Regions from separate parts of the Homo sapiens genome. Here all the other regions are linked to region 2. A link is a contact called in ENCODE Hi-C or POLR2A ChIA-PET data. All regions are on one chromosome and are shown on one strand. Each heading gives the region's core, a stretch centred on a gene start or an enhancer-like site at or near the end of the contact. The rest is flanking DNA. Distances are from core to core; before and after follow the strand shown. Region 1 overlaps WDR27 (WD repeat domain 27). Region 2 holds the start of THBS2-AS1 (THBS2 antisense RNA 1). Region 3 overlaps WDR27 (WD repeat domain 27).

Region 1 (4,789 bases), core at 1,825-4,324, 380 kb after region 2:
TCCAGATTTTCATGATGCTCTCTCTATCAAAGTTATCTTCCATAGCATTGACAACCCTTTCCATAGGGTTCCATGTGTAATGACCCTCTGATCTAGAGGCTGGATGACAGATGTTTGGGGGCAAGACCACTTTGACGCCTTTGGTGTTAAACTCATTGGGTTCTGGGTGGCCAGGGGCATTGTCCAATATCAAAAGAACTTTAAAAGGCAGTCATGGCCGGGCACGGTGGCTCACGCCTGTAATCCCAGCACTTTGGGAGGCCAAGGTGGGCGGATCATGAGATCGAGGCCATCCTTGCCAACATGGTGAAACCCCGTCTCTACTAAAAATTCAAAAATTAGCTGGGCGTGGTGGCACGTGCCTGTAATCACAGCTACTCAGGAGGCTGAGGCAGGAGAATTGCTTGAACCCAGGAGGCAGTGGTTGCAGTGGGCTGAGATTGCACTACTGCACTCCAGCCTGGCGACACAGCTAGACTCTGTCTCAAAAAAAAAAAAAAAAAAAAAAAAAAAGGCAGTCGCTTCCTGACTTCAGGGACAAAGTATCAATGGAACCAATCCAGGAAAACGTTCTCACTGTCCTGCTTTCTTGGTGAACAATGAAAAGATTGGCAGGTGGTGTTTTTTTCCCTCCAAGGCTCAGTTTTATGGATAAGGACAGCCCCGATCACAAGCTCAGCTGCATTTGCACAAACCAGTAGAGTTGACCTATCCCTTCCTGCCTTAAGTCTGGTGTTCCTTCTCTTCCTTACCAATAAATGTCCTTTGTGGCATGTTTTTCCCTAAGAATTGGGCACTTACATCTGCACTAAAAACCTGTTCAGGAAGATATCCTTTCTCCTCAAGGATTTTCTTTTTTTTTTTTTTTTTTTTTAAAGACAGCATCTTGCTCTGTCGCCCAGGCTGGAGTGCAGTGGTGCAATCTCAGCTCACTACAACCTCCACCTCCTGGGCTCAAGCGATTCTCCTGCCTCAGTCTCTCAAGTAGTTTGGATTACAGGTGCCTAGCACCACACGCGGCTAGTTTTTGTATTTTTAATAGAGACGGGGTTTCACCATGTTAGCCAGGCTGGTCTCGAACTCTTGACCTCAGGTGATCCACCCGCCTTGGCCTCCCAAAGTGCTGGGATTACAGGTGTGAGCCACTGCGCCCGGCCCTCAATGATTTCCTTAATGATGTCTGGGAACTCAGCTGCTGCCTCTTGGTCAGCAGAAGCTGCTTCTCCTGTTATCTTGAACTTTTTAAGCCAAACCTCTTCTAAAATTATCAAGCCATCCTTCACCTTCCCTTTGCTTTGTCAGATAATGACTTCACTTTTTCTTGAATCATATTAGAATCTACAGTATGCCTTTCTCATAACAATCCTGTACCCACATAAAAGCTGCATTTGCAATGAGATTAAAAAGGATTTAACAAAACGTGCAAGGTTTTCGTGCCTGCTGGCATAGCTGCAGCCATGTCTCCATGAGTTTCCTTTTCTTTTTTTACACTATTTCTTACACTGGATTCATTTATCCTGAAATGGCAGCGACTGCCAGTCTATGGTACATACCAAGCAATTCAGCTTTTTCTGTAAAGCCGTGGCTTTCCCTGCTTCTTGGGAGAAGGTTCAGCATCTCCAGGGGCACTTCCTATGGGCCCCATGGTGTAATTCAAGGTTTACAGTATTGCATTAAACACAATGAAAAATACACGAGAGCTATAAGAGACCGCCTTTTACGGTAACACACAATTTACTGGAGAGACGAACAGCTCATGCAGAGGCGATGAGCATCACACAGCATTTTAAGGGATACTTGTAACTCCTGAGCTCACCACAACAGCAAGAGCAGGGGTGATGAAATGAGGACAGGAGTGCTGGAGGGACTACAGTTGAGTTTATGAAGTGATGATTTCATACAGCATTTCTGCATTTGTTTATATTTCTCTTGACTGAGAATGTGCATACATTCTAATAAATTTTAACTTTTTAAAAAGATGTGTGTATATTTTATGATAGTCAAGGATAAAACAGACTAGTATCTACATATAGTTTATGCATTCATGACATATGTTTTTAATTTTCTTATACTTTTAGGCTATGTGGTTCATCTGTGAGTTTTTTCAAGTTGTTGAAAATCTCCAAAAATGTTAATATATTTGTTGAAAAAAAATCATGTATAAGTGGACCCGTGCATTTCAAACCCATGTTGTTCAAGGGTCAGCTGAATTTTTAAGGAAAGTGGAGAAATCAAATGTCTACATTTTATTTTCTTCTGCCACAAGCACATGCTTATTTGAAAAGTATTCCCGTGCAGTTGCTGCTGTAAGGGGTGGCGTGGGGCCTGGGAATGTGCACTCCTAACAGGTTCCCAGGTCAGGCTGCTGCTGCTGGTCCAGGGCACCCCACTTTGGGAACCACTGGGTGAGGGTAACCCTAACATTTACACAGTGTGTCACTATTTACAAAACACAACTGTTACATAAACCATTTACAATAACGGACCAAGGTGCATCCATATTTTATTGAAATCTCCATTTTTTTATTGAGGAAACCATGACAGGTAGAGAGCACTTTGCCAGGACAGCCACGGAGCCTCAGTGCTGAGATTCCAAACTGATTTTTCTGACTAAGGTTTTGCTATTTATTTCACTAGGCTGCCAAAGACAACTCCCATTCACACATGGTTTAGGGCATCCTCAAATTCCCTCTAATCTCACAGGTGTTTCCAAAACCATCTTTGCTTATTTTGCTATTTTTAATTCAGGACTGATTTAATATCAAAGGGTTTCTGAGGATCCACTCTTCAGAACTCCTGTCTGCCTGCTGTTTAGATTAAATGGATAAGGGAAATTATAATGACTGAGTCTCTTTTCCATCCATTATTTCCAATGATAAAATACAGAGGTTAACAGCAGCAAGTACTTTCTGGACACTGACCTTTTGCCAGGCACTGATAAGAATTTTACATAAATTTTCTCGTGTAACCCTCTCAACAGCACTATGAAGAAAACACTTATTGCCCCAATTCTATAGACAAGGAAGCCAGGCTGAGGGCAGGCAGCCTTCCAAGGCCACTCACCTCTTGAAAAGCGCTTCCTGAGATCAGCTGGCTCCCATTTGCATGAAACCTCAAAACACACACTGAATGACATAATACAGTGGCAGGAGGTGAGGTAAAACGTATCCAGGAAAGGCCTTTTGTTTCCTCAGTGAGAATGAAATTAAATGAAACATCTTTTGGTCCAGGGGATTCTTGGGGTACATGAATTTTCTGATCATGACAACTTTACATGTGACACAGCAATTGGAAGCCCAAATATCAATATTTTAGTAGATAGGCAGGTTTCTTATGCTGTGATCCTACACAGTGTCATAAATACAGAAGGACAATAAGCCTCTTGTATGACACAGAGCGATGGTAATGAACAGCTCTGCAAATGATTCAATGTAACCACAATCCATGTGTGAAAGAAACATTTTAATTAGAGGTACTCACTGGATTCATGAAGCACTTCACCCACCACAGAGAAACGAGCTGTGGCTAAGACATACTCAGAAAACAAACAGAGTTGGAAATAAAACCTATGCGGGTAAATCTTATGCCAGAACCAAATCAAGGGAAGCAATATTTTTCAGGCAAAAGATGAGGATGTGGCATAAATCTGTGGGTGCTGGAATAACGCTTGACTGCTCAAAAATGTTTTTACAAAAATTGTAAGGGACTGAATGTACTACTGAAGAAGAGAAGTGTTTTGGAAACAGGACTACACCGATTCATTACAACTATTTTGTAACTCTGTTGAGCCACATCTGTGAGAATGAAGTTTCTTTCATTTTTCCTTTCACAGAGTACCTAACGTGACCTTCATTTCCCTTTACCCAAATTAACCCCACAGCAGAAAGGAGACAAAGAATTACAAACAGAAGTGAGTGTTGCACTCCTGAAACTTGACAATGGTAGTGATATTTTCCACAGGGGAATCAACTATCATATTATGCTCACTTATTTTGCTTTTGAAAATAATTCCAGAAATGATATTTTCTGAATATTCTGCACATTTCTTCAGATACTGAATTTTTAGTTTATAAAAAAGTAAACTATTCTCAGAAGACCAAAACGTGCAAGATTTAAAACAAAGTCACACTAAGACAGAAGCCTTGCCTCCTTACAGCAAGAGGCAGAGGCTCTGTTAGAGAATTCCTGATGGTGGCACGCAGGGCCACCTGGCCGCCCGCCACACCAGCCATGGGAGGCGAATGGCACCATCTCATCAGGCTGCAAGGCTGACGCACAATCTCCAACTCTTGTCAACCTCCATCAAGGTCTGGCAAAATAAATATGGCACACACAGTAATAAACCCCACCCTTTTCTCTGGCACTTCCTCTTGTAAAGACGTAGCAGAACAGGGCACTGGTGTGGTACCACCCACCGGTCTAACCAGTGGACAGTGGTAAATACCTGAGGCAGCAGTAACTTTTTAAGGCCTGGGATAATATGCCATTCTGTGTCTACGCTCCATGTTCCTTATCCATTCCCCTGAGACGGACATTTAGGGTACTTCCACACTGTGGATACTGTGAAGAGTGCTGCAATGGCCATGGAAGCGCAGGTATCTCTTCCATATACGGATTTCAATTCTTTTGGACAAATACCCAGGAGTGAGATTGCTGGATCATGTGGATTCTACTTTTTGCTCTTTGAGGAAACAACACACATTTTCCGCAGTGGCTACCTCATTTTGCATTCCCACCGACTGTGCGGGAGCTCCCCTTTCTCCACATCCTCATCATCACCTGTCTTTCT
Region 2 (4,851 bases), core at 241-2,740:
TATAGTCCAGCAATCTTACTGCTGGGTATGCATCTGACAGAAAGGAAATCAGTATATCAAAGAGACATCGGCCCTCTCATGTTTATTACAACACTACTCACAATAGCCAAGACATCGAATCAACCTAAGTGTTCATCAATAGGCGAAAGGACAAAGAAAATATTGTATATGCACACAATGGAATACTAGTCAGCCATAAAAAGGAATTAAATCCTGTCATTTGCAGCAGGATGGATAGATCTGAAGATCATTCTGTTATGTAAAATAAGCATGACACAGAAAGACAAATATTGCATGTTCTCATTCATATGTGGGAGCTAAAACAGTGGGTCTTGTGGATGTTGAGAGCAGGATGGCGGATGCCAGATGCTGGGGTGGAATGGTGGAGAGGAAGATGAAGGGGAGCTGGTTAAGGAGTACAAAAATACAGTCAGAAGGAATGAGCTATCACATGCAGTATAGTAGGAAAATTATGCTTAATAGTTTATTGTACATATCAAAATAGCTAGAAGAATTGTAATGTTCTCAATACAGAGAATAAAAATGTATGAGGTCATGGGTATCCCAATTACCCTAACTTTATCATTACACATTTTAAACAGATATCAAAATATCACATATAACCCAAGAATACTACAGATATTATAATGAATTAGAATTAAATCTTCCAAACTATACACGAGGGTGTCTTTCCATTTATATAGGTTTTAATTTATTTTGGCATTGTTTTTCTGTTTTCATAGTACAAGTCTTCTGCCTCCCAAGTTACATTTATTACGAGGTATTTTATTGTTTTGTATGTTATTGCAAATGGTATTGTACTTTTAACTTCCGTTTTAAATTGTTTCTGTCTGGTATACAGACGCACAACTGATTTCCATGTGTTGATCTTGTTCTCTGACACTTTGCCAACTTTTCCACTTCTTTAAAATCCAGAATAAGTATGGCCTGAGACAAGGGAGGTTTGTGTATTCATGATGCATATGTATAGTCACGTGTATGTTGCTTGCGTATATACCATTCAATAATCAATACATAAATATAAATAATATGTATCTCCATTTTAACAACTGTAATTTATTCCTAAAGCCATATTTAAAAATAATTACATTTTTAAATGGGAAAAGTCGTATGAAGAATTCTGTCCCACCTCAAGATAACTAAACAATTTTTCAGTAGAAAAATAAATCTAAAAACAGAAAAAATATTTTAAAAGTAAATAAATCGTACATAAAACGAAGCGCAATCGAGTTTTGTTGCACTAATGCTTTCTTCCTCTTTCTACACCATTTTGTTTGCAGAATCGGCCTTTTGAAGGTTCCGGGTTACCCTGCAGTGAAGCTGTCATTCAAGCACAGTCAGGGCCCAGGAGAGGGCGCAGGGAGGGCGCAGGCGCGCAGGGAGGGCTGGGCATGCGCTCGGCGGGGCCTCCGGCTCTCGGGGACGCGCGCGGGCGGGGCTCGCCGGGGCTGAACCGGCTGAGCTTCCCAGGGACGCCCCGACCCAAGCCCTGCAGTCCGCGCGCGTCAGGGGTGTGCGCTGGAGGCCGGAAAGTCGAATATCACTTCCCATCCTGCATTTGATGTGCTTTGGGGTTGAAAAAGCCCTTATGTGGTAAAAAAAAAAAAAAAAAAAAAGTCAGAAAAGTGGCAAAAGTCTTCAACGGCCTGAAAAAGGCCGAGACAGGAACTGAGAAGCTGGCAGTAGGTCCTGCTACTGCTGCAGGGGCGGCGGGCGCCCTGGGTGGGCCACGAGGCAGGGACAGCCGAGGCTCCGCGCTCACCCCACCCGCAAGGGGCCAAGCGCAGACTCAGGGGAGCCAGAGGGGCCGGACCGCTGAGCAAGGGCTGGGGAAGGGTGAGTCAGGGGCCCCTGTGGGACTGCACGGGGTGGGGGGCACGGGCCCGGACCTCTCTCACAAATGCCCACGTGGTCCCCAAGGCTAACGCCGGCTGCGTGGGCCGCAAGCTGCTCTGGGCCCGCAGCTCACTCCCCTGGGCACAGGGCTGACACCCGGGCGAAGCAGGAGTGTCCCAGCTTGCTTCAGCCCCTCCCCTGGGCCCCCAGGCTGGTGGCTCCAGAAGGACTTTACTAAGAGGGTGGGAAGCATCAGTGCAGGTACCTGCCCTGGGCTAAGGGCCTCGTGTGGGTGATAGCCCTCAGCAGGGCCCTCCCATTTGGGCATTGGCAGCCCACAGGGCTGTGGCCGTGGAGCTGGAGTGGCAGCTCCTGGATCACCCCACACCTGCGTTCCTCAAGGCCTAGGCACCACTTGCTCCATGGTCAAAAGCATCACTTTGTGAAACGCAGACTGAGCAAAGCTGGCCTAAGATTTTGGTCCTCCAGGAATGACGGAAGGAGCCCTCTGCCCCCATGTAGCCTATAGCTGGGACACGCAGCAGCCAGTGAGTTGGTCACGGTATGAAGGCTTCTCTCCTCCCGGCAATCACAGATCCCACGCTTGGATACTTGGGAGTGAAGATGTGTTATTTCACCCACCGACTCGTTCCACACGACCAAGGCCTGTGCCTGCCCTGAGGGCGAGTTGGTTGAGCCTTGTACAGACAACTCTCAGAGCGTGGGCCTGGGCCGAACCTTTCCCTGTGAGCAGCAGCATCAGCGTCTAGAACGACGGCCCTCCCGGTCCACGGTGGAAGGTGCGGAGCTCCCGTGGTGTGCTGGCAGCGATTCGCAGAAGGGAGATGGAGGGCCACAGGGCAGGTGCTCGCACGGAGTCATCGAGGTCCAGGGACACCTTCCTCCCAGGTGAGCTCACAAAGGCACCACACATTAATCCTGGGAGACAACCATTCTGATGTGGCTAAGGCCATCGACAGGGAACATGATTGTCAGGAAACCTCAACTTTTCGATAAATGACAGCAAAACCTGAATGCAGGAGAAATGTATCTCATTTTAATGCCTGACTTCTAAGCATCCTTATTCAACATATTATATGTATTTTTTGTTTCATGAGTAAAATGTACATTGAGCTTCCTCCAGTAGCTGTCCATAGACCAGCCACTATCACTGCCATCATTATTTTGTTTCTAAACTTTTCTTTTTACACATGTAGGTCTAGCTTTTTCCTCCATATTGATGAACTAAAACTCACTCATTTCACAACTCAAAGCCAGGGCCTTCAGTTCACAGCCCGTTGCCTCAGACGGCCTTTCCTATATCTTATTGCTTCACTGTCTGACTCACTCCAGCGTGTTTCAGCCAAGTATACTTGTTTTTATTCATCTTGCTCTCTTTTCCTCCCTCCCCCAACTCCCCCTCTTTCCCTCTGTCTCTTTGTCTCTTTCTCTCTCCCCCATCCCTCCCTCTCTTCCCCTTTCTCTCTGGATGCCCTCTCTCCCTCTCTCCCTCCCTCTCTTCCCCTTTCTCTCTGGATGCCCTCTCTCCCTCTCTCCCTCCCTCTCTTCCCCTTTCTCTCTGGATGCCCTCTCTCCCTCTCTCCCTGTTTTTCTTCTCTGTGTCTGCCTGCATAATATTCAGAAATCCCAACAAGAGCAGCTGGAGCTGCTAAAGAAACCCCAGCGTTCTGTGCTGCTGCCATTGCCTCCTCCAACTGGTGAGCCCGATCGGCCCATTTTTAGGCAGTGCTGTGGTTGGAAATGGGCCCTTCCTCTGGGGTCCGCTACTTCCCTCCACCTGACTCAGAAGAATGAGTCAAGAGGGAAGAACAGCTCGTATTAGGGAGAGGGTCCCGTGTGCTGTTGCCTTTTTCGGAATCATTTCAATCATGTTTGCCAAATTCCCTACGAAGTTCTGTTCCCTCGTTTGACAATGAGCAGAGGCAGGAGAGATGAATTGCTAAATGGTTGTATCCCACACCGTGCTGGGAGGCTCAGCAGAACAGAGACCTGTGTCAAGCAGGGCTTCCTTCTCCACCAGGCCCTTCAGCCTGCATTTTAACCTGTGACTTGCGAGGAGATAGCCCGTGATCACACCACAGGCCTACTTACATGACAGGAAGCAAAATGCCAATTCCTTCTACCCCTTTCCCCCACCCCGGTAGAAACCCTGCTAGTTCTTTTTAAAAAAGGGAGAGAGATCATGTATAGAAAACCTTTTTTACAATTTATTTCCTGTTGTTAATCTTTAAAAATGAGGTTCTAGCTAAGTGCAGGGTTTCAGTGGTGAAATTTTGACCATGTGAACACATAAATAAATATTTACAGTCTTTGGCAAAACACATGACGTTTCATCAACCTATACGATAAATTTGTTTAGAAAAACATAAATAATTTACAAAAAATATGGTACATTCTAAATACTCACATCATCGTCACTCCCACACCATTGTACGGTTGACCCCACAACACAGAAACAGAAAACCTGCACGCTGTTGACAGTCGCTACATTTAATGAAGTATCCCAACGCTTCGTTGGTCTCGGGAATACAGCTCCACACGCAAAAAAGTAAAAAGTGCAGCAAAACAACAACACAACGATCAACCTCAAAGGAAACAACAAAATTAATTTTATCAAAATGCAATGTGTACATTAAGACTAAAGTTATGGATTGTTCCTGTTTGGCATAGAAATGTGATGACTATTAACAGAAAGGGGAAAAAGATTTGCCCCCTATCCATCATCAGACAGACAGACTTCTCTTACTAAACCCCTTATGTGGAGTGGGATGAGTGACTATTTCCTGCAGAAAGATCATGCAACTTAAAGCAAAAAAACAAACCAACCAACAAAAAAAACAAAAACAAAAACAAACTTGTGCATATTACACATGACTGATTATTGGGTGTGCCTGGCAAGACTAAATGCTGATTCTTTTCAGCGTTTGAATTAAAAGAATTCCATATACAGCAGATAGATAACAGTAACAAATA
Region 3 (4,780 bases), core at 23-2,522, 440 kb after region 2:
AAAGTAAATGAACAGAAAATGTCTTTTACAAGACTACAAAAATCAGTCTTTACCACATAAACAATGTGCAAGACCATATTATTTACCTAATAAACACTTTCAATTCTTCATTAGCATCATTACTACATAGGACTTTTTCAATTTTTTGAGGGTACTGCTATTTAAAAAGTGAATGCTAACTTTCATTATCTGGGTAACACACTGGTTAGGTATTCAGATGGCCTCTCCCACAGAGAAACGCCACAAAAGCCAGAAGAAATATGTGCTTCATTTTGTAAAAAGGGAAAAGAAAATGAGGACAAGATATTGAAACTGAGGTGAGCTGTGGATGGCGGCACCTCCAGCCACACAGGCTGAGGATTTGTGTGGCCTCAGGGAGGTGAGGGCAGAAAGGCCAAGTCCCTGGCCACTATGCGAGCTTCACCTTCTCCGACTAGCCCAGGAAGCCTGTGCCGTGATGGTCTGTACTGGTCCCAGGCTGCTGGCCCTGCAGTCAGAGTGACCTTGACAAGTGGCTTAAAAGGCCGGAAGCTGTGGATTTGTGCACCCAAACCCCTAGAAAGCAACGCAAATCTCCTTTGAGAGAACACAGTGCACTTCATTCAGTTCCAAAAAACAAATACAAAAACAAACAAAACAGAAACAAACAAAAAACTAAAGGCCCACTTCTCTAATGAAAATTGATGCAAAACTCCTCAATAAAATATTAGCAAACCAAATTCAACAACACAACAAAAAGAGTATACATCATGGGATTTATCCCTGACATACAAGGCTGGTTTTATACTCAAAATCAATCATATACCTAATTTAAAATATTACACCAAGCATTCAGGTATAGAAACAGAGAAAGCTCTCCCTAGCTCATTCTGTGGAGCTGGCACACCAAAACCAAACTCAGAAAGTTCCTGAGAAATCAATCACGCAAGAACATGAATCCAAAAGATCCTGTACAAAATAATAGCGAAGAGATAATAAATGCAAATTAGGCTTATGACAGTAAAGCGTATCTGATTAAACACAAGCAATAACCACCTCATGTTTAACCAGGAAAACGCAAACGAAATCATAAGACACCTCTGTATCGTCACTGGTTGCCAGACGGCTCAGGAGGGTCTCCAAAGGCTGGTGAGACCCCACTCCCAGCCGGTTTCCAGGTTCTTGGCACCTTCAGAGCAAGAATTTAGATGCGAAAAGCAGCAGCTTTTGCTGCAAAGCGAAAGCACACGCCTAAGTGAGAAGCCAGGCGAGCTGAGGAGGAGGCGCGCACAGGAGAAGGAGGCGCGCACAGGAGGAGGCGCGCACAGGGTTAGGCGGCGCGCACAGCAGAAGGAGGCGCGTTCAGGAGACGGAGGCGCGCTCAGGAGGAGGAGGGGCGCTCAGAAGGAGGCGGCTCGCTCAGGAGGAGGAGCCCCGTTCAGAAGGAAGCGCGCACAGAGGAGTTTGTGTTCTTTTGCGGGTGTTTCTTTAGTGACAGTGCGGGATCATCATCAGGTATTCTGGGAAAGGAGGGGATTTTTAGGTAACCCCCAACACAGCCTCGTTGTCTCTTACTCGGGTTTTCCCGGGAGAACAGAGGACACATCACGCTGGTGGGTTCGCCTTCTCTCTCCCTCGCTTTGGGTTTTCTGCCGCCCTGTGGTTACTTTGCCACGTTCCTGTCTTCGCTGTTGCCTGGGTTTTCCGTCCTCCTGTGACCACCCAGTGCTATTCTTGTCTCACACTGGGTAAGCAGAAATTCCAGCGTCCAGCGACATGCAGCCATGGCAAGAGCTCCGGGCAGGAGAGGCGGCGTGTGCTGCTGGAGTAACCTCTGGCCAGCCACCTGGGAAGACCCTTGCCATCGTCTGCCATCGACCTGCCATGTGGGGAACCCCGAGCCCAGCAGCTGCCCGCACAGAAGATCAGGGCAGCCCTCCCGGCTCCAGGGTACAGCAGGGTGCTGCAAAGACTGCTCACAACAGCAGCCTGGGACAAGCCAAACGTCTGTTAATACTGAATAAATCGTGGGTACATAAACCGCAGTATATCCAGACAACAGAACGCTGTATAGCAACTGAAGCAAATCTCACAGACACGAAGTGAAAAAGACAAATCAGAAAAGAACGCACTTAAGAAAGAATATTACTCTACATATAAACAGCCCCCAGATTAGACATATGAGAAGATTCATTGTGATGAAAGACTTCTCGGTGCCTCTTTGCCAGCTGGAGACCCCCGAGGCTGGCGATGCCCCTGCCTGGCCTGACAACTGAAGGGTGAGCAGGGCAGAGTTTTTTTTGTTTTTATTTTTTGAGACGGAGTCTCGCCCTGTTGCCCAGGCTAGAGTGCAATGGCACGATCTCAGCTCACTGCAACCTCCACCTCCTGGGTTCAAGCGATTCTCCTGCCTCAGCCTCCTGAGTAGCTGGGACTACAGGCGCCCGCCAACCACGCCCAGCTAATTTTTCTTGTATTTTTAGTAGAGACGGGGTTTCAGCGTGTTAGCCATGATGGTCTCAATCTCCTGACCTCGTGATCCGCCTGCCTCGGCCTCCCAAAGTGCTGCGATTACAGGCGTGAGCCACTGCACCCAGCTGGAGAGTTTTATTGAGTGACAGCTCTCAGCAGAGAGGGGACCCGGAGAGGGCAGCCCCCTACCCTCAGTCAGGTGGTCCCCCAGTGTGGCTGAGTTTGGGGCTTTTATGGACTCAGAATGGGGGAGTGCATGTTGATTGGTTTGTGACTATGCAAAAAAGGTTAAAAAAAAAAGGTACAACTCAAAGATGGGCACAGCAGTGTCAAAAACCAATTAGGGAGGAGTGGGAATATGTAAAATAGGTGAAGGGTGGGGGCCAATCAGAGGAAAGCATGCCAAACAGGAAAAGAGGTTCTCAATCCCGTCTGTGGATTCATCCGAGACATGTGGTTTGGCTTTCAGACGTGAAGCTGTCTTTGGTTTGGAGGTTGGGTTTCCCTGGGGACCTGCCTGTGTCCACCTGGAGGTTTATCTGACTTCTGCTGCTGTCAATTGTTAAGGATGAATGGTAGGAGGTGAGACTGACAGGGCCAAGAGAGACCAGGCGGGGTGGGGGGAAAGCATGTGAGGCGGCTTGTGGGGTCCAGGAAGACGAAGAGGTTCGGGGGGCTGAGAACGAGGAGGCCGGGAGGGATCACGTGAGGAGGCCTGGAGGGCCCAGGAGGAAGGAGCCAAGAAGGCCCAGGAGGGCCCAGGAGGAGGAGGCTGGGATGGCCCAGGAGGAGGCGACAGCTCCCAGCTCCGACAGCTCCCAGCTCCGCATTAGGCCGCAGCAGCCCAGGGGCATTCTCTTCTCAGCCATCTTCACACCCACTTGCTGTTGTCTTCTCTGCTATAGTGTCTTTTGCAATTTAAGATGCCTTTTCAATGGTGAATAATTAGCACCTCCTTACAAGGCAGAAGTTCCATGACTTAATGAGGAGGAAGGAGGTCAGAGGCCACTCCCAGCCGAGGAGTCAGCTTGGCCCAGAGGCTGCAATGCTGGCTGAGCCTGGCCGCCTCCCCCCGGCCTTCATTCTCACAATTTCTCAGAACTGTCCCCATGGTGATGGGACGGCAGCAGAGCATAAACCGGCAGGAGACGGGCAGTTCACACCGACAGTGGGTCTTTCATGGAAACAGGGCGGAGGAATGGGGGACCTGCTGGAAACCCCCAGCAGCAGGGACCGCCATGGCAGGACGAACAAGCAAACAGCTCCAGCCCCAGGCTCAGCTCTGAGTCCCCGCCTTCCACCTGAAAGCTCTCCCCGATCTGCAAGGCGGGTCAGAACCACACAGTCAGTGAGACCCAGGAATGGCACAGAAGGTGTTCGAGGCCTGATTTCAAAAAGTCTGGTAGGGAAGGGAGAGGCCAGAAGTCCCCGAAGTCAAGCTCAAGGGCTGCGTGGGAGCATGAAGGACACAGCCCATGTCTGAGGACGGACTGACGCAGGAACCCTAGCCCAGCCTAGCCGAGCCCGGCCCGGGGAGAGGCCCAAGGGTGGGGTCGCCAGGTCGCTGGCCGGGGAGATGGCCCTTCTGGGAGGTGAGGCCCAGCAGTCAGGCAGCTACCAGGCAGAAGGTGAAAGGCGGCTGCGGAAATGCCTCCGTTTTTCAAATGAGGTCCAGTAGGTTTCACAAGACCAATTAAAGGGTTAGACTGGTCACTGAAGGGAAAAAAGAATTATCAGTGAGCCTTGAAAGAAAGGGAACATAATGACGTTTACCATCTTAAAGTGAAAGTTAATTTATACATATTTGAAAGATGCAACATGTGGATTTGTTTGGCTGCTGCTCAGAACAAACCAATAGGAAATATTGTCAAGGCAATCAAGAATAATTTATTATGGCCTTGCTAATACAAGGTTCCAAAAAATGACTGGTTTTGATATAACGTCATGGTGGCTAGGTAAAAACATACATGTTCCAGAAATGCACACTCAAGTGTGCAGGAGTACAATCACACGCTCGGGATCTGCTTTCAAATTCCTCAGCAGAGAAAAAAGGGGAAAAAAATGTTCTCACAATCAGTAATTGCTGAAGGTCCACTCTGCACCCCCACTGCAACAGGCACCAGAGGAACAGCGGTCAGTCTTGGGCACGTTGCTGAATCCCATGAGTGATGGCCAATTCAGGAGGCGAAGCACCCAGCAAGTTCCCCACCACAGCGGACATGGAACACGCACGAGAGGCAGAGACATGAAGGACAGAAGGATGGAAGGAAGTACGGAATGCATATTTTAACATAAGAATTCGCAAAGCAATGCAGCAGCCCTAACCACA

The links. A loop is a pair of places that touch in the nucleus more often than their neighbours do. ChIA-PET counts read pairs that join two places held with the same protein, here RNA polymerase II (POLR2A). Pooled maps may share reads with other maps.
Region 1: a loop to region 2 is called in a pooled map, with 7 times the contacts of the local background. The contact joins the enhancer-like site here to the promoter of THBS2-AS1 in region 2. A Hi-C loop is called at or near these places in 1 of 37 single-sample maps with no recorded cell type and 5 of 50 pooled maps. POLR2A ChIA-PET finds 5 or more read pairs at or near these places in 1 of 52 experiments (activated naive CD4-positive, alpha-beta T cell).
Region 3: a map of naive thymus-derived CD4-positive, alpha-beta T cell shows a loop between it and region 2 (18-fold over the local background). The contact joins the enhancer-like site here to the promoter of THBS2-AS1 in region 2. A Hi-C loop is called at or near these places in 4 of 168 maps with a recorded cell type or tissue (CD4-positive, alpha-beta T cell, CD4-positive, alpha-beta memory T cell and naive thymus-derived CD4-positive, alpha-beta T cell), 8 of 37 single-sample maps with no recorded cell type and 15 of 50 pooled maps. POLR2A ChIA-PET finds 5 or more read pairs at or near these places in 2 of 52 experiments (CD4-positive, alpha-beta T cell and WTC11).

What each region holds. Positions count from the first base shown.
Region 1 is chr6:169,586,362-169,591,150 of GRCh38, forward strand. The region is part of intron 23 of WDR27 (WD repeat domain 27); the gene reads right to left. Among named protein-coding and RNA genes, the nearest start is that of WDR27, 110 kb to the right of the region's middle. RefSeq lists a silencer at 3,359-3,528. Within about 2 kb of position 3,075, at least 9 of the 41 ENCODE cell types and tissues checked have a DNase peak (open chromatin) inside an H3K27ac peak, as active enhancers do.
Region 2 is chr6:169,211,722-169,216,572 of GRCh38, forward strand. It overlaps THBS2-AS1 (THBS2 antisense RNA 1), which reads left to right and starts at 1,491. Exons shown (of 3, transcript NR_134621.1): 1 at 1,491-1,857; 2 at 2,453-2,766. It overlaps THBS2 (thrombospondin 2), which reads right to left. Exons shown (of 22, transcript NM_003247.5): 22 at 4,064-4,851. RefSeq lists a silencer at 1,230-1,579.
Region 3 is chr6:169,653,444-169,658,223 of GRCh38, forward strand. The region is part of intron 13 of WDR27 (WD repeat domain 27); the gene reads right to left. Among named protein-coding and RNA genes, the nearest start is that of WDR27, 46 kb to the right of the region's middle. RefSeq lists enhancers at 1,435-1,484, 2,690-3,485, 3,486-4,281, 3,658-3,827. Within about 2 kb of position 1,273, at least 25 of the 41 ENCODE cell types and tissues checked have a DNase peak (open chromatin) inside an H3K27ac peak, as active enhancers do.